2 separate regions of the Homo sapiens genome follow, and region 1 is linked to region 2. A link is a loop called in an ENCODE intact Hi-C map of the cell type or tissue named here. Cell type or tissue: heart right ventricle. All regions are shown on one strand. Links, peaks and the distances in the headings refer to the core of each region. The heading gives the core; the rest is flanking DNA. Region 1 overlaps RNF152 (ring finger protein 152). Region 2 holds the start of LINC01544 (long intergenic non-protein coding RNA 1544).

Region 1 (12,003 bases), core at 3,836-8,835, 83 kb before region 2:
ATGGTTTGTGAGAAATCTATCTTCATTTAAATCTGTATTTGTTGTTTTACTCCTAGTATTGCTACATCTTCAGGAAAGGTGTCAGAATATGCATAAAGCAAGGAAATAGTAATTTCCTGTTGGTAGAAGTCAGTGAATTTTAGTAGATACAGCTGAGGAATGGAAGAAAGCACGCTGCCATCCCTTAACTGGCACAGTGACTGAATTAATGTATGCCTTACTGTTTCTTCTGCTTTGACAAACATCTTGAATTAAGCAGATACAGATTTTCCATGTTATAGGTACTTATAAAATGGGAACAGACTAACTAACAAGAGCTATAGCAATATCCCTGTGTGGAGTGAAGGTCATGATATGCCAACTGGCAAGATGTATTGTCATCTAATTACTATTTGGTGATTGAAACCATGTTCTTTGTATCTGGCAAGACCTAATAATATGGTGGGCTCTAAACACAGGGTGGCTTTTAAAATCCTGTCGATTTTATTTGCTGGCCCAGAAGACTCTTGTAATGATTTTCTGCTTACAAAATGCATGCCTGTTAAATCGGGCTGTTTTTTTAGTTCACAGGTAGAATTTGGGTAATTAAAAAATATTAACTTATTGATGTTAGATACTTTTCATGACTATCCTGAGAAAGATAAGTTATTGAGAATTTTTTTCACAAAGGAAATGAAAACTGAAACTCAAGCAGTTATTTGTGGATTAAACAGGCTTAATTCTACAGGGTATGCGTAGCTATTTGGGAAATATTTTTGTCTTACTGAATTAGGATAGCAGTTTTTACCAAATGAAACTTAATTACTGTAACTAAAATGACTAGCTTAGGACAAATAAATATTTTATATTGTAAAAATAGACATTTTTACTTTTAAAGTAGTTTTAGTTAAGTAGTACATATATACATGTGCGCTTAAAACAAAAACAAAAATCCATATACTGTGAATAACAGCAGTACAGACTTTCCTACTTGTGCACATCTGAAATGCTTTAGAATGAATTCACCCCAATCAAAAATATATCCTTTTGCACTGGTAGAAATTACTATTAAGTGTTGATTATTATCGATTAATATGTTTAGTGGCTCTCAACAGTTTACAAATGTGACTTGAATGTTTGACTTCCCCTAAAACTGAATACATTTGATGTTATGAAGGACAATTGCAACGACTCCAACAAAACCAGTTCAAGGCTTAGGAACTGTGTCTCTTAGTTTCAAGAAAATGAATTGGATTTTATTTGGTATATGTGTGAGTATGATTACAGATCAAGACACACACCCCTATACACACCCACACCCCCCCACACACATAATACTATATTTATAATATTATTTACATTTTAAATAGGTTACATAATTTTTTAAAATGTTCTGGAAGTAAATTGTTTCTTATTGATGACAGGACTTTAAGTTTTTACCATTTGACAGGACACTTTTTAAAATAGAAGTAATTAACATGTAAAATTTTTAATTAAATGAATTATTGCTTTCTATCTGACATAGAAATTGTATTTACAGTGGTTTTTGTTTGTTTGTTTGTTTGTTCTGCTTTGAGGGTAGCTAGTGACAGTAGGAAGTGAGCATTGTGTTCTAAATTGCTTATTTTTTTTATCTTACATCTTAAATACTTTGTGCGTAGTCTTGGATATAAAAGTATGAATAATCCATAACCTCACATTTCAGTTCCTGGCTCCTTAGAAAGTTGAATATTCTTATTATGGAGATAATAAGGGAGACAGTAAGAGCAGGAAGCATTTTCATCCTGGCGTTATTGAATAAATTAGTGCCCAGTGTGTGCCATCTACTGTGCTGGGCAAGCTTTCATTAGTTTGTAAAATGTGTCCACTTAGAGAGCAGGAAGGAGCTCAAGCTAAATAAGCAGCAAAGGGAAAGATGATGAATCCGAGCATTTCCCCGAGCTGATTCTGTAATCACAGCCCAGGGTTTAGAGTGGGAGGGATTTACAAGACGAGAAGTGGCTGTGGACTAGCGACAGTGGTGATCTGAGGACCTAAGGACCAGCTCCAGCCTGGTGCACAGAACCGCTTCTAAGTACTTAGCTGCAGCTTTTCACAGATGAGAAGAATTTGAGTGCTGTTAAGGTTTAATCTCTATAAACATAAATATTTGTGATTCATAGTCTCTTCCACATCCTTTGTTTCTTTCTAGAAGGCCTGTTAATGGAAATACCTATTTCTTTATTGTCTAATAATAGACTTGGTGAAATATAACTTCATATAAATAAAATTACAGGGTAAAGCTAGTTTCCCAATAGTTGTCTAAATTACACATACAAGTCAGGACTTTGCTAGGTACAAAATCTCAAGATTCAGAGAGTATTGGCTATCTCTAACCTTCAGATGCCACTCTCTTCACTGACCTTTGTCACAGCTGTACCCCTCAAAAATGCTTCCTCCATCCAGCTGCCTCACTGAGAAATCAGGGATCTTTTCTATACTCCTTCACTCTCAGCTCTTTGTACTTCCAGCCAATCTCCATGCCTTCTTCCTCCTCCTTCATCCCTACCTTCATTCCAGCCTTGCCCCTCTTTCCTTTAGTTCAGCCTCTGCCAATTCATATCTCACTCTGCTGCCAGAGTGGCTTAAAAAGAAAAAATAATACACAATTGAATATTACTCAGCCATAAGAAGGAATTCTGATACGTGTTACAATGTGGGTGGACCTTGAAGACATGCTTAGTGAAATAAGCCAGACAAATATTAGGACAATGGTTGAAGGACAAATAGTGTACAATCCCACTCTTATGAGGTACCTGGAACAGGCAAATTCATAGTGCCAGAAAGGTGACCGGTTAGCAGGGGCTGGGGGCAGGAGAAATGGGGAGCGGTTGTTGAATGAGTATGGAGTTCTGTTTGGGATGATAAAAAAGCTCTGGAAAGGGCTGGGCACTGTGGCTCATGCCTGTAATCCCAGCACTTTGGGAGGACGAGGTGGGTGGATCACTTGAGGTGAGGAGTTCAAGACCAGCCTGGCCAAATACCAAGACACCCCCATCTCTACTAAATATACAAAAAATTAGCCAGACTACAGTGGTGTGTGCCTGTAGTCCCAGCTACCCGGGAGTCTGAGGCAGGAGAATCCCTGGAACCCGTGAAGTGAAGGTTGCAGTGAGCCAAGATCGCACCACTGCACTCCAGCCTGGGCGACAGAGTGAGACTCTGTCTCAAAAAAAAAAAAAAGAAGCTCTCTGGAAATAGATGGGGACGATGGCTACACATGATGGTGACTTAAAGCCACTGAATTGTACACTTTCAAATGGCTAAAATAGTAAGAATATTAATAGCAATAATAACGCCATTATAATGGTTACACTTGCCCCCCTGAAGTCTTCACAAGCCCCACAGCCTACAAGACAAAACCCAGATTACAGAATAGGAGGGGACTGGTCTTTCTCTTCCATTCTTCATATTCTCACTTCTTCTCACAACATAAGAACTTCCGCTTCCAGCTACTCCTGGAGGCTTGGCCTTTCTCAGCACCCCTTGCTTTGGATTGGAAGAGGAGGGGAAAGGTTTGGACCGCATCCTGCTCCTTCTCCCCTCACCTCCTGGTCCTCCCCTCTTCACTCCCCTTCAACCGCCCTAGGATGTCTCTCTCTCTCTCTCTCCTTATCTCTCTCTCTCTCTCCTTCCCCCAATCTCTCTCTCTCCCTCTCCCAGTATCTCTCTCTCTCTCTCTCCCTCCCCTGATATATATATATCTCTCTCTCCCCTCTCTCCTCTCTCCCTGGGCCTTGTTTTGCTCTCTGCTTCTGCTGCCCCTTAGTGACCTGGCCCATCCCAGCTGCAGGGACAGCCGCTCTGGTCCTTGGGACCACCCCCTGCTTTAGAGCGCTGGGGCTGGCAGAGTGGACCTTAACCCCCATCTGTCTCTGGGTCTGTGCCTCCTCTGGCCGGGCTGATTAGTCATCCTGAGAACTGTCACACTGCACACCACTGGGCAGGCCAGTCGTCCAGGCTGTGCCCTGCGTCTCCTTCCTGCCTCCCCTTACAGTGATATTCGCTAGGAGAAGAGCTAAACCACCTGCCGTGTGCTGCCCTACATGCTCAACATGTATGAATGCATGTTAATCTTAACAACTCTATTGCAGGGGTATTTGACTTACTGGAGGTCCCAGGCTCTGGTCCCTACCCGTAACCACCCTGGGCACTGCCTCCCCTCGTCTTGGTCTCTGTGCCTTTGTGTCTGCTGAGTCCTCACCCTTGACATTGAAATGGTACTTTTTCTTGAAAAATCCTTCCTGGATGCCCCAGACAGACATAGGTGCTCCTTCTTCCAGTTCAACCTGATACTCCCGCGTGAAGTATCAATCACATGACTGTAGTTTCTTCACATCAAGCATGGCTGCCTGTATTCCCCACCGGCCTTAGCAGGAGAGGGCCCTATCTTTTTCTCTTCAGATTCCCCAAACCTAGAGTAGTGCCTTATACTCAATATGCATTTGAATGTGCCTACATTAATAGTAGTATTTGTTACTCTATGGCTTTCTCTGGGAAATACGAATAAGAAGTTGGATGAAAAACTTTGTTTCTAAAAACACACTAAAGTACACTGAGAATATTATCACATTTTTTTCTAAACCAATACCTATGGATTGGGTTTTAAATACATAAATTTGCCAGTGCAATGGTGTACACCTGTAGTCCCAGCTACTCTGGAGGCTGGGATGGAAGGACCACTTGAGGCCATGAGTTGGTGGCTGCAGTGAGCTATGATTGTGTCACTGCACTTCAGCCTGGGCAACATGGCAAGATCCCGTCTCTACAAAAAAATGTTTTTTGGAAAAGTAGCTGGGCATGGTGGTGTGCATCTGTAGTCCCAGCTACTCGGGGGGCTAAGGCAGGAAGATTGCTTGAGGCAAGGAGTTCAAGGATGCAATGAGCTATGATCATGCTTGTGAATAGTCACCATACTAGCTTGGGCAACATAGCAAGACCCCGTCTCTTAAAAAAGAAAGGAAGGAAGAAAAAACGCAAACTCAAATTCTCTGAAAAGCAGAGCAGTGGCTATTAGTGGCAGAGATAGGGGCAGATGTATGAACTGCATGAGGCACAAGGGGACCTTTCGGGGTGGCGGAAATATCTTGATTGGTGTAGTGGTTACACAGGTGAGTACATTTGTCAAAACTGGTTGAACTGTACACTGAACATATGTGCATTTTATTGCTGATAAACTTTGCCTTAAAGTTGACTACAAAATAAATTTAAGAAAGCAAGAGGAGAAATCTGGATTTTTTGTTAGGTTAGAAAAGGTGGATTAATGATGGATGGTGTTGGGTTGCACCGCTGTTCCATATCTAGTTTCAAGGTTTGTACTTTTTTCTTTCCTTCTTACCTTGCCTAAATGGAAAATCAACCCTCATTGAGTTACTGCAGCTGGAAGTAAGAAAAAGCAGAAGTAATGAGCAGACTGACAGCTGACTCCCTGCAGTGCTTAATTTTAGTACCAATGCCTTTAGGAATTCTTTGCAACTTCAGTGTAAGGCTTAACTCGTGCCATGAATCATCAATATTGAGGGTAGGTAGAGAAACTGCAGCAATAAACACTCTGTGCTCAAAGAAAATAATGTTATGAATGGCTTTCGAATAGACTTACTTAAAGAGATATCTATAAAACCCACTGGCCTTTTACTTTACCATTCTTTCCAAGTGTTAATATAGAATGTTCTCTGGGTAATTTGAGGAAATTTAAAGAAATATATATTTTTTAATGTGTGAAAGTAAATGAGTCTTAACAGTTAGGTAGGTTTTTGTTGTTGTTGTTTGTTTTTTCATTGAGCCAAGATTTTCCCTCCTTACACCTCCTTCCAGCCTTAGGGTACCTCAAATTAATGAAGTTCTACTCGTCTGAAATCATACATGTTCTTTAGTATTTTGAAGGAATACTGAATGTGTTTGGGCAATTTATTCAATGTTCCTTCTTGATGGTCAAGGTGACCCACCGTATGATACTGCTGTGTAGAGTGAGATTAACCTGGCCAAATCGAAATTTATTCAGCTACTTTGTGGCCTGCTATAGCTATGCAAAGGAACACGGGAATTATGGCCAAAGTTCAGACTATAAGGAGGAATTTATCATCATGTCTTTGTGAAGTTTCATCAAATAAGGAATTACCTTTAATCCGGAGCTATCATTATGACTTTTGGTGCCATTGCCCATATTGTTGAAATAATAGATCCATATTTCAAAGAATGAAGAAAGATTTGACCCCTTCCTGTATGTTCTCAATAATGGTAAATGATGGCCATTGTTTATGTTCTTTGCTCAGCTCTTTCTGGTTGTCTGGAAACAGTTATTTAAAAACAAAGTTGCATCTGTAAGCCTTATTATCTCCAAAATAGAATGCACAATAATTTTGAAAACAGTTTGCATTCTGGAGCTTGACAGAAAACTCAGGTAAGGTAACCACTGTTAGAGCAACAAGCTGATTTCGAGGTAGGTGTCTCCAGAGTAATATACTAAATTTAAGAGAATCAGGGAAGGGCTAATGGAAAATGATGTAGATCTGAGGTCAACAAATAATAGCCTGTTTTTGTAAATGCAGTTTTATTAGAACTGTTGCGGAGGGAAAGTTCTTCCTTAGGTTCAGTATCATGGACGTGCAAATGAAAGTAACCAAAAACATGTAAAGAGGAAAAAAAGTTTATATATGCATACAACATGTGCCCAGATGAATGTAAGGATTACATACCTAACTTAGTAGGGGAAAGGGAGGAAGGTGAGAAAGGCCTGTATGGGAAGAACAAATAGGTATCTTTAGGAAAGACAAATGGGTTTTTAGGAGTTCAAACGGGAGATAAGAATGTTTTTGTGATAAGATGTGTGTTTGCATGTGTGAGTGGTCTTTCTGTCTTCTTTGTGGCCATGAAACTACCCTGAAGAGGGGATTTATGGTGGGTTTCTCTTTGTTTCTCTCCTGGAAATAGACCTGCTCTAAAGAAGGTATTTATGGCAGTTCTCATTTCTGAGAAGTTTCTGCTTTTGGTCAGGTAAGGGATGCCCCACAAGTCTTCTTTCTGCATCTATTGAGTCTCAAATGCCTCCAGCTTAAAATAGTCTTTATACCAACTCTGGGGTTTCCAGTGGGTCCCCACAGAACATAGCCTTGCTCATTCCTTGAGATACTATGACTGCTTTCACATTTTGATGGCAGAGTTGAGTATCTGTGAAAGAGACTGTAGGATCCGCAAAGCCTAGAAGCTGGATATACTACCTGCCCCTTTCTGGGAAAAGGTTGTGGGTCCCTGACATAGATAAAATATAATGGGAAAATATTTTAAAAAGCCAACAAATTGACTTAAGGTTTCAATTTGTTCTGGAATTTGTGGTTAGTAAAAAAAAAATTAGGAGTAGGGAACATGTGTAGTTCATTTTATTAAAATGTAAATTTGTACATGGGAACTTTGGGCCTTTGGGGGTCCTGTAGATATTGGACATGAAGAGTAGGGGCACTGGAGGGCTATAGCAGAGAGAGACCTTTGCTCTCCAAGGGAGCCTGGCTACTTGGAGGCCCTTGCAGTCCCTAAGGCACAACTCTCAGCCCTCAAACCCTCCCTTCACCTCCAGTGATGACTGCATGCTTCCCTGGTCTGCAGCTGCCTCCAGACCTTAAGTTACCATCTTAATATCTTGCATCTCTTGAGGTTTGTGGTTGGAGTCTCCCTGTATGATGCTGACAGGGTCAGTTGTGATGTTTAATCAAATAGAGGAAATGCCACTGTCCTTCCCCTGAGTTTTCTTCTCTCTCCAGTATCTCTGGAGTGGAAAGAACAGTGGGCCAGCTTGTAGGCTCCTTAAATTCCAAATGTCCTTTCTGGCTCTGACAGGCAATGATAGTTCTGTTTAAAGGTTCTGTTTAATCCCTATATATATATGATCAATTGGACATACATGCTCAGTTGAAGAAGAGTCTCCTTCCAGTGCTCTGTCTACCCTTCTCTCTTTCTCATGGTTCTCTTTATATGGTTCTTTTCTTCTGGTTGTACATCCAGGCTCCTTGAGGGTAGGACTCTTGTTTACCATGGCAACGCCGGTTCCTTGAATAGTACACAAGGTGAGTTCACAATAAATATCTGCTTACTCACTGCTATGTTCTTTGTAGCTGTTCAGCAGCTGGTAAGACTTAGTAGGATTTTTGTTTTTTCATCTCTTTGGCTTTCCCTGTGTGCTTGATTTGTCAGTTATTTCAACTCTATTCAGAATTCTGGCAGTCAGGGTAATTGATCATCTTTATTTGCTCTACCTGCCTGCCTGTCTGTCTATCTGTCAGCATCTTTTATCACTCCCTCTTTCCAGGGAGCCTGGGGATCTCCTGACAGTCTTTTATAGCTCTTTCCTGCTTTAATGACCATGAGCAACTTTTTCTTGACTGTCACTGAGTGATTAGAGCAAATGAAGATAAAGCCATGTGTTTGATGAATGCCAGCGCTAACCTTGGCTTCCTGCACAAGCCAGAAAACTGTGCAGCTTCTTTTCAAGGTAGCGTTGTTGGGACCCCCTTCATCTGGTAACAAGTTTGGGTAATAGGAATATCTTTCTTCATCTGGGAAGGCTACTGATCAGACTTGAAGGAGTTTTTCTTTTGATAGTTGCTAAAAAATTGAAGTTGTAGCATTTTCTGTTAGGATATGGGCTCTAGCTAGATGCACTCATTAAGCTGAAGGCATCAAGGGAGAAATTTCTAAGTAGTTTATATGCCCACTCCCCCATCTCACATAAATGCGCATTCTTGCCAGATCACTAACAGATAATATTTGTAAATGATCTGTCAGGGATGAGAAGCATAGAATAAGTGGCCTGGCAGTACTGCCATGCGGTTGGAAACCCAGCAGTGTTTTCAGCAATTATTTAGGTCATAGAATATTTTTACTAGAAGGTGCTTTAGGGGACCATCTAATCCAGAGTCCTCATTTGTCAGGGGAGGAAATAGGAGGCTCATCTAGAGGTTATTTGCTTAAGGTAACCTATCTATGTAACGACAGAATAAGAGCTAGAATCCTTATCTCCTGATTCCTAATAGTAATGATTGGCAGATATACAAACAAAAACCAGTAGTTATCATCACTCACTGCAATACTGACATGTGGCTTTAATTCCTAAAAATGTCTAGATTCCAATATACTTTGATTTTTAAATATGCATCATCAAACCATGGAGGGGTCAAATTCATTCATTGTTTGTTAATTTGACATAAACAAAATGCACCTGGGGCTGGGTAAATACCTCTCTGGTGACCATGGTGCTTGGTTAGTTGAGTTTTGTAGCGACAGAATTGGCACATGCCCTAGCAGAGTCCCCTGGCACAGGATGCCCTTGGCTCCACGGCACATCCAGACAGGGACAGCACCTAGGCTGCAGCCAGGCCAATTGGGCCCACAGTTGACCTAGTGGGCTGTGCTGGCAGGGCCAGGCCTTCAGTTGTGTGGTGAGTCCCTGGGGTGACCTTGGCCTTCTGGATGGTGTGCTGCTTTTGTCTGGTTCAACCAGTATTATTCTCTCTGTCCCATCCTGCCTGCCTCTGCCACCTGGGCCAGTTGGCCTCCAGCACTGTCAGCATCGCCTGCCCTATTCCCTGTTTAAATATGTAAACATCTTAAATAACCAAAAGGCTGGGCGTGGTGGCTCACGCCTGTGATCCCAGCACTTTGAGAGGCTGAGACGGGCAGATCAGTTGAAGTCAGGAGTTCGAGACCAGCCTGGCCAATATGGCGAAACCCTATCTCTACTAAAAATACAAAAAAAATTAGCTGGGTGTGGTGGTGCACACCTGTAATCCCAGCTACTCAGGAGGCTGAGGCAGGAGAATAGCCTGGACCCAAGAAGCGGAGGTTGCGGTGAGCCAAGATTGCACCACTGCATTCCAGCCTGGGTGAGTGAGAGTCCATCTCAAAAAAACAAAAAACATGTTTAAACGACAATTTTCACTTTCTGGATTCTTTGCTTCATCAAATACAGCAAACCAGGATGCTCATAGGAGGAAACTGTGCAAATATTAGAGCTCGAGCCAATGGAATTCTCAGTTGAGGTTTGTCAAAGTCCTGCTCCATTAAAACAATGACTGTAGTTACGTCAATTGGACTACGCATGTATGCAGCAGTTGTGTCCTGGAAGGATTGCTCTTTGCTACCAGAGGACAAAAAGTCAATGACACATCTGTCACCGGGCATTCCCATTCTTGCCACTAATTGGAGTGTTTGCTAAGATCCAATATAACTAAGTGGCTGGCAAGCCAGCTGAAATACCAGATGAAATGGAATTGTGATTATTTTGTTTAATCCCATTTCAAATATTTATATTTTGTTGAAGATTTAAGTAGATGGCCTGTATCAGAAAGATGTGCTATTTCAATAGGAAAAGAAAAGCAATGTAGTGCCTAGTTTAATCTCTGCATTTGAGTTTTTTTCTCAACACAACCATTGAATTTAAGGTCCTCATAGAGACTATTAAATGGAACACTTCAAGGTCAGCCCGATGTAATCAATATCAGCTCAGGCCACAACTCCACAGAGAGACTTCATAATTAACCCCACTGTCACAGAATGTATGAAGATTCTTAAGAGTGTAAGCAGAGTAAAACTATCTGGATTATCTACTTCACTGGCTTTTTTTATCCTTGGGCTCATATGCCTAGACTTCTAAAAGCAACTGGGATTATAAAAATTCAATGTTGGAGATCTTTGCTATTTTACCACCTACCAAATGAATGCGCGCACTTTGTCACACCTGTACCTTTTCAAAAGATGCATAAAATTATGTATAGTTTTTAAAAAGAAATTTTATTTTGTGAAAGTAAATTGTTATTGTAAAGGACTTTCAAAAGCACAAAATATCTAGGGCCTCAAAATAACAACAGCAACAACAACACAAAGACCCCTTTTGTTTATCTATATATTGTTCAATTAATATTATTTATGTAACTATGTACTGTTTTATGAGGTTATGTTTGAAATAAGTTCTATCTTGGGAGCCATCTATTTTTTAAGAATGCCCTCCCCGAGCCACTGTTCTTCTCTTTGTGGTCTGTTTTTCACTTTGATCTTGACTTTAAGTTTTTCTCAAATAAATTGTGGTGACATTTAAAAATTGTTCTCATATATTTTCTTATATACTTGTTCTTATGCATTCTACTGAAGTACTCTTTCCCTTTAAATCTTAATGAGTATTTTATTGGAGTATCACATCTTGCTCTTCCTGTAAGGAAAACAAGGCCAAACAGGTCTCTGAAGCAGCAGTCCCCAACATTTTTGGCACCAGGGATGGGTTTTGTGGAAGACAATTTTTCCACAGGACGGATGGGTAGGGACCGATGGTTTCAGGATGAAACTGTTCCACCTCAGATCATCAGGCATTAGTTAGATCCTCATAAAGAGTGTGCAGTCTAGATCCCTTGCATGTGAAGTTCACAGTAGGGTTTGTGCTCCTATGAGAATCTAATGCCATCGCTGATCTGACGGGAGGTGGAGCTCAGGCGGTAATTGTCTGTCACCAGCTGCTGACCTTCTGCTATGTAGCCTGGTTCCTTACAGGTTGTAGACTGGTACTGGTTGGTGGCCTGGGGGTTGGAGACCCTTGCTCTAAAGTAATCACTGATATGTGTTTATTATAACACGCTTGACAGGGAACTCTGAATTTCTTTTCTGGTCTACATGGACTTTGTTTCCATTCTTTCTTCTATAGTTGATGCACATCTTTAGACTTCATGATGAAAGGGGGAAAGAATGATCCATCATTAGCTTCACTCCATAGCCTCATAAATTTCCTTCTCTTTACCTAACGAATCATCATCATTACTAATTACGCTCCAGAAAATAAACTGGAATGCAGTACAGGCTGGCTTCATGTAGAACAAATCAGTGCATAAATCAGAGAGGCTGCTGTCAAAATGGCTTGTAAGGCCTAGAACTTACTTGGATAGAGTTGGAAATGGAATAGGATAATCTAATTTTAAGGGAGCTTAACACAAATTAAGGGAACATTACTTG
Region 2 (12,003 bases), core at 2,381-7,380:
GTCCAGCTGTGGTCAGTTCATCCAAAGGGCGGGTTTTCAATGCTCACGTTTCCTCCTGTTACGGGCTCCAGCTTTACCTGCCTCTTATTGTTCTCCTTCGCCTAGAGAATGCTGAGTGTAACAATGACCCCAGGAATTCAAGCCAAGGAGCCCAAGAGGGGCCAGATGGCGCCTTCATTCCTGGTGCCAGAACTGTGGCGTTTCTCTGAATGTAAGACTTTCACGCAGACTCTAAAATATTATCACGTAAGCAAAGAAATTTGTTTTTTGTTCAGAAAGAATGACTGGTTATTGTCAAAGTTCTGCAACATCTGTGCCTTAGTACTGGCTGTTAAGTGGCCTTAGAGGAAGACCATTTGATAATCAGCCCAGAAGGCCAAAGAATTGTATGACTTCCAGGTGGGCCCCAGTGTATGCTTGGGTGGGGAAACATATTGGTGCACATGCTTTTCTCAGTGGGAACTAGAACGTGAACTCTGAACATTTCCTGCACCTATTCTAAGCTTCACAGAAAGTTTTATGTTGAAATTCTGTTAAGCCTTGCTGTAGATGAAGAGGTACGAACTGTCTGAAAATCATGTTAAATGTCTGTTAAAGGGCCAGGCATGGTGCCTCATGACTGTAATCCCAACACTTTGGGAGGCTGAAGTGAGAGGATTGCTTGAGCCCAGGAGTTTGGGACCAGCTAGGCAACATAGTGAGACCCTGTCCCTACAAAAATAAATACACAAATAAATTAGCTGGGTGTGGTGGTACACGCCTGTGGTCTCAGCTACTTGGGAGGCTGAGGTAAGAGGATTGCATGAGCCCAGGCTGCAGTCCAGCCTGGGTGACAGACTAAGATCCTGTCTCAAAAAATATATAAATAAATAAATAATGAATGTTTGTTAAGAGACATGAATCATTTTTGTGTGTATAGTTGATCCTTGAACAATGTAGAGGTTAGGGGTATGAAGCCCCCACCCCCGACCAGTGTGGTAAAAAAATCATATGTAAGTTTTGGCTACCCCAAAATTTAATATCCTACTGTTGACCAGAATACTTACTGATGACATAAGGTCGATTAACACATATTTTGTATGTTATATGTATTATATGATTTATTCTTACAATAAAGTGAGAGAAAAGAAAATGTTAAAGTCATAAGGAAGAGAAAATATATTCACTATATTAAGTAGAAGTGGGTCATCATAAACACCTTCATCCTTGTCATCTTGACACTGAGTAGGCGGAGGAATAGGAGGGGTTGGTCTTGCCGTCTCAGGGGTGATGGAGGCAGAAGAAAATCTGCAAAAGGTAAACCCATATTGTTCAAGGGTCAACTCTATGTTTAAATGTATGAGTTAACAATTTTTTACATAGGAAGAAATACAGGTGCTTTGAGGAAACTGTTCTGAGTGAAAGCTGGGAATTTTCTGATTCCAGGCTCTGTATTAAACATTTCTGGTTGTCCAGGGAATGATCATATTCAATTTCAGTGCATACCAGGACTTCCTAGGGAAATTGATTGGTTTGTTTCTTAAAATGTGTACAGGCAGGGCAATTCTGACTGAGGACAAGGTAGATAAGTGTAGATGGATGCCTCTGAGAAACATTCCAGGATCAATAACTATCTCCCACCACGGTTAGAAGACCACCAAGTAGTTGCTCTAAAGAGTGAAAGTTAAGTAAGAAAATACAGAGTCATACTGACTGTGAGAAAACCTGCAGAATTAAATCTTACTGGGGGAAATCAGAGCATAGAAATAAGGAGAGGATAGACCAGAGGTCAATACATTTTTTGTAAGGGACCTAATGCTAAAATATTTAGTGTCTTCTAGTATCACTAGATGATGCTAAATATCTTAGACTCTGCGGGTCGCAGGGTCTCTGTCAAAACTACTCATCTCTATTGTGGTAGCAGGAAGGCAGCCACAGATGCTTTGTCGATAAATGGGCATGTTTGTGTTCCACTAAAGCTATTTATAAACACTGAGCTTTGAATTCCATGTAATTGTCATGTATCACAAAATATTCGTCTCTTAATTTTTTGTCAACCATTTGAAAATATTAAAGCCATTCTTACCTCATGAGTTGTACAAAACCAGGCAGTGGGTTGGATTGGGTGGTAGTCTGTAAACTTTTGAGGTAACAATAAACTGGTGTGAAGCAACTCAGGCCACCAGATCCCAAGACCCAAAGATGGGAATTCTTTAGAAAAGTGTATTGTAATCAAGAATATACATAAAGTTTAGATTGTATGAAATAATGAATGCAGAATTTAAGGACTGTGAAGAAAAGGTCAAAGTTTATCACTTATATCCATGTTCACCCCCAGCCTGCTCCCACCCCACCGTTTTCTTCCCTCCACCACACACCCACACCCTGGCATAAAACCATGCATTATCTACTGTGGTAGTTCTCAAAGTGCGGCCCCTGAATCAGCATTTCCCATGCCAAACCCCTGTTAACTTCAGTAGGGATTGCACCACGTTCAAGAGGCCGAAGAAGAGATCCAGAGCCAGCGAACAAGACATGAGGTTTTATTGAGGGCTTACCTACAGGGGAAAGAGTCCAGTGGCAGCGAGCTGGACAGGAGAACCACCTTATGTACAGAAACAGTCCAGTGGTAGAGGGATGGACAAGATAACCACCTTACAGTCCAGTGGAGGCCAATTAAGTAGGAAAACTGCAACTGCTTGCCAACAGCATGCGGCTTATATAACATTATCACTTAACACTCTCCTTTTAATGACCTCTGCCTTGTAACCTTTATTTAATCAAAACTCAGAGCCTCAATTTCCTGCATAGCCTATGTTCCATGGAACAGGTCAGGGGCTCAGATGTTCCTCATTGACAAGGAATGAATCTCCAGGTTGGCCACTCCCAGATTCCAGCTTGGAACTCACATTCAGGTGTATCTACCATACAGGGTTGTTCTAAGGATATGCTTAGGTTATTGCTCTCGGGTGCATTTGCCCTACAGCATCCCCTGGGAACTTGTTAGAAATGCATGTTCTCAGGTTCCACCCTCTGACCTGATGAATCAGCAACTCTGAGGGGGCGGTGGCCCAGTGACCTGTGTCACTTAAACAAATCCTCTGAGTGACTCCTAGGAGCAGTCCAGTTTGAGAACCACTGATGCAGGGAGTGAGAGCAGTGAGTCCAGCCTGGAGGGTCACAGCAGCTCTGCCACATTTTGGCTGGATGATCCCGAGCATCAGTGTCCTCCTTGGTAAAGTGGGGGTGTGAATGTAACAGAGAGGGAAGGCATAGTAATCAACTGCCTGTAGCCACTTCTGCTTTGTAAAGGAGACGGTGCATTCATATCAAAGGGAAAAATATACTCTAGGCCTCTTCATTCCACTGATCATGGCTAGAGAAAAGAAGGGAAAGACTGAGATTTCAAAAGTGATGCCAGTTCCGAGACCTGGAGACACTCATGGATGGACAAGAAGATCCCAGAGCCTGGTGGAGAGCTAATTTGAATTTGGGAGGCAGGGAGTGGGTGAGCCCAAAAGATGGAGAGATGGAGAAGAAGGAAGACCATCCTGTGAGGGAGGGGTGGAAACCCCTGATATTTGGTAGCATGGCCAAAAGACTTGGAAATGGGGTGACTAATGCCCAGTTTTATAGAAACTGGTAAATTTGACCTTGACCCACTGCAAGGCTTCATCTCTCCGTTGTCTTAAACCTTCTGTGAAGTTGGCCTCAGCACAATGCTACTGGGTAAATGTGTTCAGAAAACACACACACACACACACACACACACACACACACACACACACACACACACACACAAAGAAGAGCCATGTTCCCAGTCCTGGGCCACAGCTGCTGGGGAAGCAGAAGAGCTGAGTGAGGGATTGAGAGGGACAGCCTGAAACTGTGGAGTCAGCAGTGCCTTGAGAATTTCAGTTCCTGGGAATGTGCTACAATCTTGGTCTTCCCAATGGATTTAAGATAGGGGGGTTAAGCCAATTTTATTTCAATCTCAAGTGACAGAGTGACCTCAGTTGAGCCTGGATTGCATTGATAGCTACAGTGGGAGCCACTGTGGGAATCAAAGTAGAAAGCATGTGAATGCTAGCACATGGAATTTGGCACTTAGATTCTCAAGGTTTGGTAACCACAGTTAGTGTGGGAGTTGTTAATGAATACTGTTATTTTTAAAATTTCCAAGCTTGTCTATTTTGAAAAGGAATCTATTTTTTTTAATAAAGAAGAATTTGATGGAAAATTCTGCTGCCTCCCGGTAAATGTTTCTCTTAGTTAATTATGATCATAGATGGCTGCTGGTTGGATCATGACATCATCGGAACCTAGGCAGGGCCGCTCAGCTGGAAGCAGCTTGTTTGAAACTCCCTGAGGAAATCATCATTTTACTTTCACTGGGCTTGAGAAAGACCAGTGTACTAAGGCAAAAGCGTTGACAAACTATGGACCAAATCTGGTCCATGGCCCTGCTAAGAATGGCTTATACATTTTTAAAAGGTTGTTAAAAGAAAAAACAAAACAAAAAACCCCCCTAAAAACAACAAAAAAACCAAACCAAAGAATATGTGATGGAGATTGAATGTGGTCCACAAAACCTAAAATTTTTATTATCTGACTTTTCACAGAAAGTTGCTGAGCCCTGACTTAGGCCATGGTGGTGGTCAGACCCCACAGTTGGGGACTGCAGGGGTAGGGGAGGAAGTGTCCCAAGCATGGTAAGCAGCCTGGAGCCCAGGGATGCACCTTGTGTTTAAACCTGGCAGTGCATTTAGTCAAAGAAAAGGGCTGAGATCACATTATTCTGGCCACTTATCCTGGCCCCACAGAGCAAGGCCCAGGGAGGAAAAAGAGGCAGCCCAGGTCTCAGGACTGAGGCTTTAACATTGCAGATATGCAACCTCCTCTACTCCTAGAAGCCTCATGAGGGAGCCTCTGGAGTGGACAGTTGGCTTAGCCCATGGGAAGGACAGGAGTGGGGCAACTTGAGGACAAGGTCACTGTCTGTAAGGGAGGAAGGAGGTGGGAAGCAGGCTCAGGGGTGGGAGAGGACTGAGGACAGCCAGCTGCCGGGGGCCGAGGCCTTGGTCAGCTCAGCAAGCTGGTCCCATGGGGACACTGAGAGAACGGGCTGCTCCCTAAGGAAACTCGAGTTTTGGGTCAGTCTGATCCTACCAGACATCACATGAGACACCACGCAAGTGACCTCTACCCTGCCTTCTCCCTGAGAACATGGCTCACCATTCTCTCCTTGCTTTACCCCACCACCCTACTGGAAGAAAGAGAGAACAGCCAGCCTCCAGGGCCCTTCCTTTCCCTGGCCACCTTCCTTCAGACACAGCATGCTTGGATTCAGAGTAAGAAAGAAAATGAGAACTGAAAACTGGACCTTGTTTCATTCAAGTGCCTTGTTTTGAATCCTGTTTTTTTCTGTTCCTTTTTGGCACCGTGGGCATTCCTGCAGAGTGGAGTTTGAATAGAGGCACATTCTTCAGAGGGGAAAAGTCCCGCTGCCTGGCCCAGGGCTGAGCTCTTAGGCCAACACATACAGGGCTCTGGGTGGTTTGCTGATTCAGCAGGTGCTGGCTGCCCTTGGCCACCTTAAAGAGTCGCAGGGTGTCCCCTGAGCAAGCTCTTGGTGGCCAGATAAGTGACTGTGCTGGGCCCTGGGTCTCCTGGGGGTGGGAATCTTGCAGTCATCATTGGTGATGGTCATGTGGGCCTGAGCATGGTGTCAAGATGCTGGCACCCTGCAAGGGTGGAGCGTACCTCTAGAGATGCCCACTGTCAGAGTCCATTGTTGATTGTTATTTCCCTGGCATTTTTCAGAATAAGAGAGGTCACATCAGGGGAAGGTTGTTTTAAGCTGTCTAACAGAAGAGACCTTGCCTATTTTATTCCCTGCTGAATCTCCACTGCCCTTAACTGTGTGTGCCTCATGGAGGACACTCAAATATCTGTTGATATTGGTTGGGCATGTTGAAAACTCTATTTTTAAAAGAAAATAAACCCAAAAAGAAGGGGCGAGTCACTACTCAGACAGTTGGTGATTCAATAATCTATTCTGGAAATTCTTTCCCTGTAGACTCAGTCACTCAATTCCATCGAACCCCTACTGTGTGTTTAACTTTGTAATAGAAACAGAAAGATGTACTAGACTCAGGCAGTCACATCTAGATGAGAAAATGAACCAAAACCCATGTTCCGGCTGACTTACCTCTCCAGACTGACTGCACGCAGTTCTGTTTTGAACTTCAGTTTCAGCCCCATTTAATACTTGTATGTTGTAGCGAACAGAATATAGTGTAATATCTTAAGTGCCAGAAATCACTAGGTGCAAACCCTGGCTCTGCCAGTTTCTAGCAGTGCGACCTTAGGCAAGTTATTTTAATGCTCTCAGCCCCAGTTTTCTTCTGTGACATGGAGGTAATAATAGCCTCTATCTCAGGGTGTTGTTTTGAGGAAGAAGTGAAATGATGTGCATTATTTCAGATTTTATTTATTATGCACATGGCATTCCTAGGAGAGCACCTGGAGCAGAGTAGGAGTTTAATAGATTTTAGCTATTATTGTTGGGTATATATTTTTTGTCTTCTCTGCCTGGGATGCTGCCTATACTGCAGGCCAACTTTCCATTCATCCTCTAAGGCTCAGTTCAGCCAGGACAATACTTCCTTAAGATGAAGCATCTTTGGTCATTTTTCCTCACCCTTTTCTGGGAGGCACACTCAGGGGTGTCTCTTCTGTGCTTCCACTGTGACTTGTGCACATCTGTCCTGAGAGTCACTGCCTGGTGCTGTTATTTTCAGCTCCAATGTCTGCCTCTTCTTTAGACCTAGAGCCCCTTTAAGTCAAGGTACCAGTTTACTTACCCCCTACCCTCTTGGCTTACGTGATTTTTTATTGCGTTAGGAGTACAAGTGTTTGCTGAATAAATGAAGGGACAAGTAATATTCCATCATTTCAGGAATAAAGTATTGTGACAGATAATCAGGTCTTCCTTGAGGTCAGAAGAAAAGGACTAAAGCTTGTGGTATATGTTCAAAGAGGAAGAAAGGACAATTTGACAAGAAGAAGTAAAAGCCCATATATGGCATTCATTATAGTCTCAATGTTGGTGTCTACTCAATATTCATACATTGAAATCCCAACCCCCAAAGTGATGATATTAGGAGATGGGGCCTTTGGGAGGTGATTAGGCAGAGCCTTCATAAATAGGATTAGTGCTCTAATAAAAGAGACCTGAGAGAGCTAACTCACTCCTTCTACCATGTGAAGACACAGAGAGAAGGCACCAGGTATGAATGAGAAAGTGGGCCCTCACCAGACAATTAATCTGCTGGTGCCTTGATCTCAGACTTCTCAGCTTATGGAACTATGAGAAATAAAGCTGTGTCATTTATAAGCTACCCAGCTTGTGGTATTTTATTATAGTAGCCCCAATGGACTAAGACAATATTGTTATATTATCTATAATTTACTTTAAAGCAGCTCTGTTTAAAACATATGTTGATGATGTGTATTTCAGTTTGCTTAATGCTCTAAGCACAGTTATTTAGTATTTGAAGTTTCCTAATATTTCAGAAGTATTAGGGGTAGTTCTGTTATGTTCCAGACTGTGATACTAGCACTTCAGTTATATTTATTTCCAATGGACACCAGAACTTTTGTTTATTAGCATACTGGGTGTTAGATTTTATTTTTTATTGGTGAAACGAGTGGTGTTTGTTGGATCGGTTAGGAAGGCTGCACAGGGGTCCTTGCCTTTGTGTGATTAGGGCATGAGCAGCTCACACCCTCTGGAGTGTCCCCCAAGTCTTAGAATTCTGCTAGATTCTGTGTTCATTTGCTTAAGGAGAATCGTGTCATTTGACCAATTAACTGAACCCTGCTGCTAGCTCCTTGTCACATCTGCTTGGAATGAAAGGACAGAGAGCTAGGATAAACCAGGTGGTCCTATGTTTGCTGAGCTTGCAAACCAGGTGGTCTGATGTTTTCGTTGCTGCTGGCTGATAGGTCTCTCTATGTGTCAGAGTTTGGTCTGAGTCTTGATCTCATTACAGCAGACCACCTGGCTGAGAGGTGGTGGGGAGGAGACTGTGGCCTTCACCCCTCTAACCACTGATGGCTGCCAGAAGGCTAAGAACCTAATACTGTAATCTTGAATGACCTACAGTGAAGGTCAACTTGAAGGAATATATTTGGAGGGCAGTGATAGCAATGAATATGGAAAAGCAAGAATGTATGCGAGGGATACAAACAAGACCACAATCAGCAGGATTTGGGGGCTGATTCAATATGGCAGCAACCAAGACGGTATGTCAAAAACAAGACATACGTGTGTATGTGTGAAGAGATAAATAAGCATACAAAGTATTTCACATAGTTTATTTGATTCTCACAACAGTGCAGAGGTGTGGATCGGGCAGTTATTAGAAACAGAGGTGTGGCCAGGCGCGGTGGCTCATGCCTGTAATCCCAGGACTTTGGGAGGCTGAGGCGGGCGGATCACAAGGTCAGGAGATCAAGACCATCCTGGCTAACACGGTGAAACCCCGTCTCTACTAAAAATACACAAAAAATTAGCCGGGCGTGGTGGCAGGCGCCTGTGGTCCCAGCTACACGGGAGGCTGAGGCAGGAGAATGGCGTGAACCCGGGAGGTGGAGCTTGCAGTGAGCCAAGGTCGCACTACTGCACTCCAGCCTGGGGGACAGTGCAAGACTCCGTCTCGAACAAACAAACAAAACAAACAAACAAACAAAAAACAGAGGTGCAGTGCTATATAAACATGTCAGGGATGTGCTCAAAGTCACACGGCCGAGAACTGGAGAACTGGCAGTGTTGGGATCCAGACTCAGATTTTCAGACCCCAAGTCGGTTTCTCTTTCCATTATGTCTCATAGAGAAAAAGATTATTTTTGTTTGTTTGTTTGTTTGTTTTCATTATTGCTAGTATTATTTTTAGAGACAAGCCTGGCTCTGTCACCCAGGCTGGTGTGAAGTGGCATGATCATAGCCCACTGCACCATCGATCTCCTGGGCTCCAGCAATCTTCCCATCTCGGCCTCTCAAAGTGTTGGGATTACAGACATGAGCCACTGTGCCTGGCCACAAAGATTCTAAGGCTGGGTGACTGGGAGAAATAGAGAGGCTGAGAAGGAAGCAAAGAGGGCTGAGGCCAAGGTACTGAGGAGCAGTGGATGGAGGCAGATAGTGAAAGACTGGTGGGAGCGCCCTCAGATGGAGGAGGAATGAGCCCCTGAAGGAGTCCTTTCCCCCACGTGTGTGGATGACATCCACTCTTCACATGAGAGAGGCACAGCCTCTCTGTTCAGCAAGAGTCAGGCTCGCCAGGCTGTTGCCTAAATCTAAGGACAATTCTGCATAGGAATCCAAGGTGCCCCTACAGCTCACTCTCCAGATGGCAGATTTCCTTGGGCCCTTCCTTCTGTTTGGGGCATCCTGTTTCACCCTCAGACTGCCTCCATTCACAAACAAAAAGAGCCTCTTGCCCTAAACTTAGCTTGGGGAAAAGGATTTTTTCATGCATCAAGGGAAAAGAGGAAACCAAAGCCATAGAACATATTTCCGTTGGCTGTGTCCCTGCTGACATGTGGTGATTCATCAGAGTGTGACACAACAGACCCTTTATGGTGATTAGCACTGGCTTGTTGAGCAAAGTCTCCTATCTCAGTATCCTTTTGCTGTTTCGAAAAACAAGTAAATAAATAGGATAAATAGCACATTCTCTATGGATGTCCACAACACCATAGAATGAGAGCGAACACAAAACACCCTATGTTGGCTTTTTTATTTGTCATCACTTTTTAATTTAGACCAGTGGTTTCCATTGCTCCTGGGGAGCCTTTTAAAAATACAGATTCCTAGGTCTGGCCTCTGCTGGTTCTGATTTTGTAAATATAAAAAAGAGCCTGTTTTCCTCCAGAGAGTCGGCAATGTTTATGCTGAAAGAACCTTTGCTCCTTTGTTCTAGGACAGGCTACAGGCTTGAGTGAAGAGAGAACTTTCCTTATGCTCTTTGCCAATGTCCATGTGGTCTCATTTGATTGGAGCCACTCATCAGATTAGTGATCTTGTGCCTCCAGGCCTGGGCTAGCTCTGTTCTCCATGGGTGCTTTCCCAACTTTTCCATCTGGCCTCAACCTTCTGTTCCTAAATTGGCCTTGACAGATTTAGAAGGTGCCTTGGAGACATATCTGTGCCCAATGAACAACTTAACTTGGCATGGGTCTCTGGGCATGAGGGCTGATGGGCCAGAGGATAGTCTGGGTTTCTGAAAGTAGTGCATGACAGAGAAACTGACCAGGGAAAGAGATTTTTGGGAAACACATTTCTGAGGTTGTCTGGGAGGTGCAGACAAAATCTGGTAAGTTTTGAGGCGTAAAAAGCAGCCTGGAACAAAGGGTTGGAGAGGTTGCAAACTTTATTCCCATTTCTGTATTTTAATTCTTCTTGCTTAGCTTCCAGGTGAACTGGATATATCCCTGGGCAGGCAGTGTACATCTTCTTAGAGCCTTACACCTCAGTGTGAATGAGTATATTAGATTCTCTCCTGAAATTGGGAAAGAAAGAGAGAATGATGTTTCAGAAAGAAAATCAGAAGAGCAGGTGGTTGGTGACCAGAAGGCCGCTCTGGGTCTTCAGCAGCTTTGCCTGGATATGGGGAGGGCACGGGGCACAGGGCACCGAGGCAAACGAAACAGGGACCTGGGCTGCCATGTTCTCTGGGAAATGTTTCATGTGAGTGCTCTGGGTAGAATGGATACAGGTGCATCTCCCATCCCTTAAAGTCTTTTTCTTTTTGGCATCCCTCGGTAATGTAATTTTGGAAACATGGAGAAGTTTCTATGTTTCAAAAGTAGTAGGCTGTAGGTTTATATGGATTATACAGGAAATAACATTGTCTTCGCTGACTCTAGAATTTTTTTTGTTATGGTAAAATGCATATAACATAAAATTTACTATTTTAATCATTTTAGGTGCATACTCCAGTAGCATTAAGTACATTCACATAGTCATGCAACCATCACCACCACCCATTGCCAGAGCTTTGTTACCATCCCCAGCTGAAACTCTGAACCCACTAAACACTAACTCTCTATTCCCCACTCCCCCAGCCCCTAATAAGCACTGTTTTACTTTCATCTCCATGAATGACTCTAGAATTTTATAACTTGGATCCTTTAAGATACAAATCCTCCAAGATACCCAGAAGTAATCCTTGGTAAATTCAGGTAGATTCTTGGATAAAATCAATTGCCTCCTCTGGTGTGTTTTAGCTATTTGTGTCTCCAAGCACCCTTCACTGTAGGGTTATCTTCTCCCTCAGTCCTCCCATCAAGAAAGCTTATAATGCATGGGTTTACAAGCAGGAAGTGGAGAAAACTGGTGCCTCACAGGTGAGCCCAGGAATCGAGGAAATCCTGAATGAACCCCTGAAAGGTGGCCTTTAGTCACTGGGCCAATTGTGAGCTGTTACCCCTAGATTTTCCTTCTATTTCATCTCCTCCCTAGAGAATCCTAAGACCAACCAACAACAGCAATATCATCAACAGCCCTGGCGAGTTCTCTGCCCGTAACCCTCCCTTCATAATGGGTCTTTTCCCCTTCATGGGCTTTGAAGAAAAGCCTGTTCTGCTCCTGCCTTTGTCTTTGGTCTCATTATTTCCCTTCTTCATCAGGTGGGTGCTGAAGAGAAGAGCCCAGGGCCCGTATTTGCAGCAAAGTTAGATCACGTTCATCCAACTGGGAGTTGAGTGTCTTGGCTGCTGGCTGGTGGGCCTACTGATCTGATTAGCCATGAGACATCTCTGGGCAGTTTCAGTTGTTTATGCATACACAGATGCTCATGACCTATCTGATTTGAAAACCACAACAACTAAGCAAGGCAGATCACTTTAGCTTTGCTGTGAATTGGCTCTCTCACCAACCCTCTAGCTCTCAGGGAGGCAGGTTCAAGGTAGCTAATAAGTAACTGATTGTAATTTTTATTTAGCTACGTGAATTTA

Evidence for each region. Peaks named below come from ENCODE experiments on the same cell type or tissue, not always from the same donor. Only the 100,000 strongest peaks of a DNase experiment are listed, where the experiment ranks them.
Region 1: it touches region 2 in a loop (7-fold over the local background); 10 of 110 quality-filtered maps call a loop at or near these places.

What each region holds. Positions count from the first base shown.
Region 1 is chr18:61,821,224-61,833,226 of GRCh38, reverse strand. All of the region lies in intron 1 of RNF152 (ring finger protein 152), which reads left to right. Among named protein-coding and RNA genes, the nearest start is that of RNF152, 66 kb to the left of the region's middle. In heart right ventricle, for the core only: no CTCF peak of the experiment used is centred there; no DNase peak of the experiment used is centred there; H3K27ac peaks cover 2,445 bases.
Region 2 is chr18:61,736,283-61,748,285 of GRCh38, reverse strand. LINC01544 (long intergenic non-protein coding RNA 1544) reads right to left here and starts at 110. Exons shown (of 4, transcript NR_103449.1): 1 at 1-110. In heart right ventricle, for the core only: CTCF peaks have their summits at 4,896 and 5,223; DNase peaks (open chromatin) are centred at 3,787, 4,319 and 5,025; H3K27ac peaks cover 5,000 bases.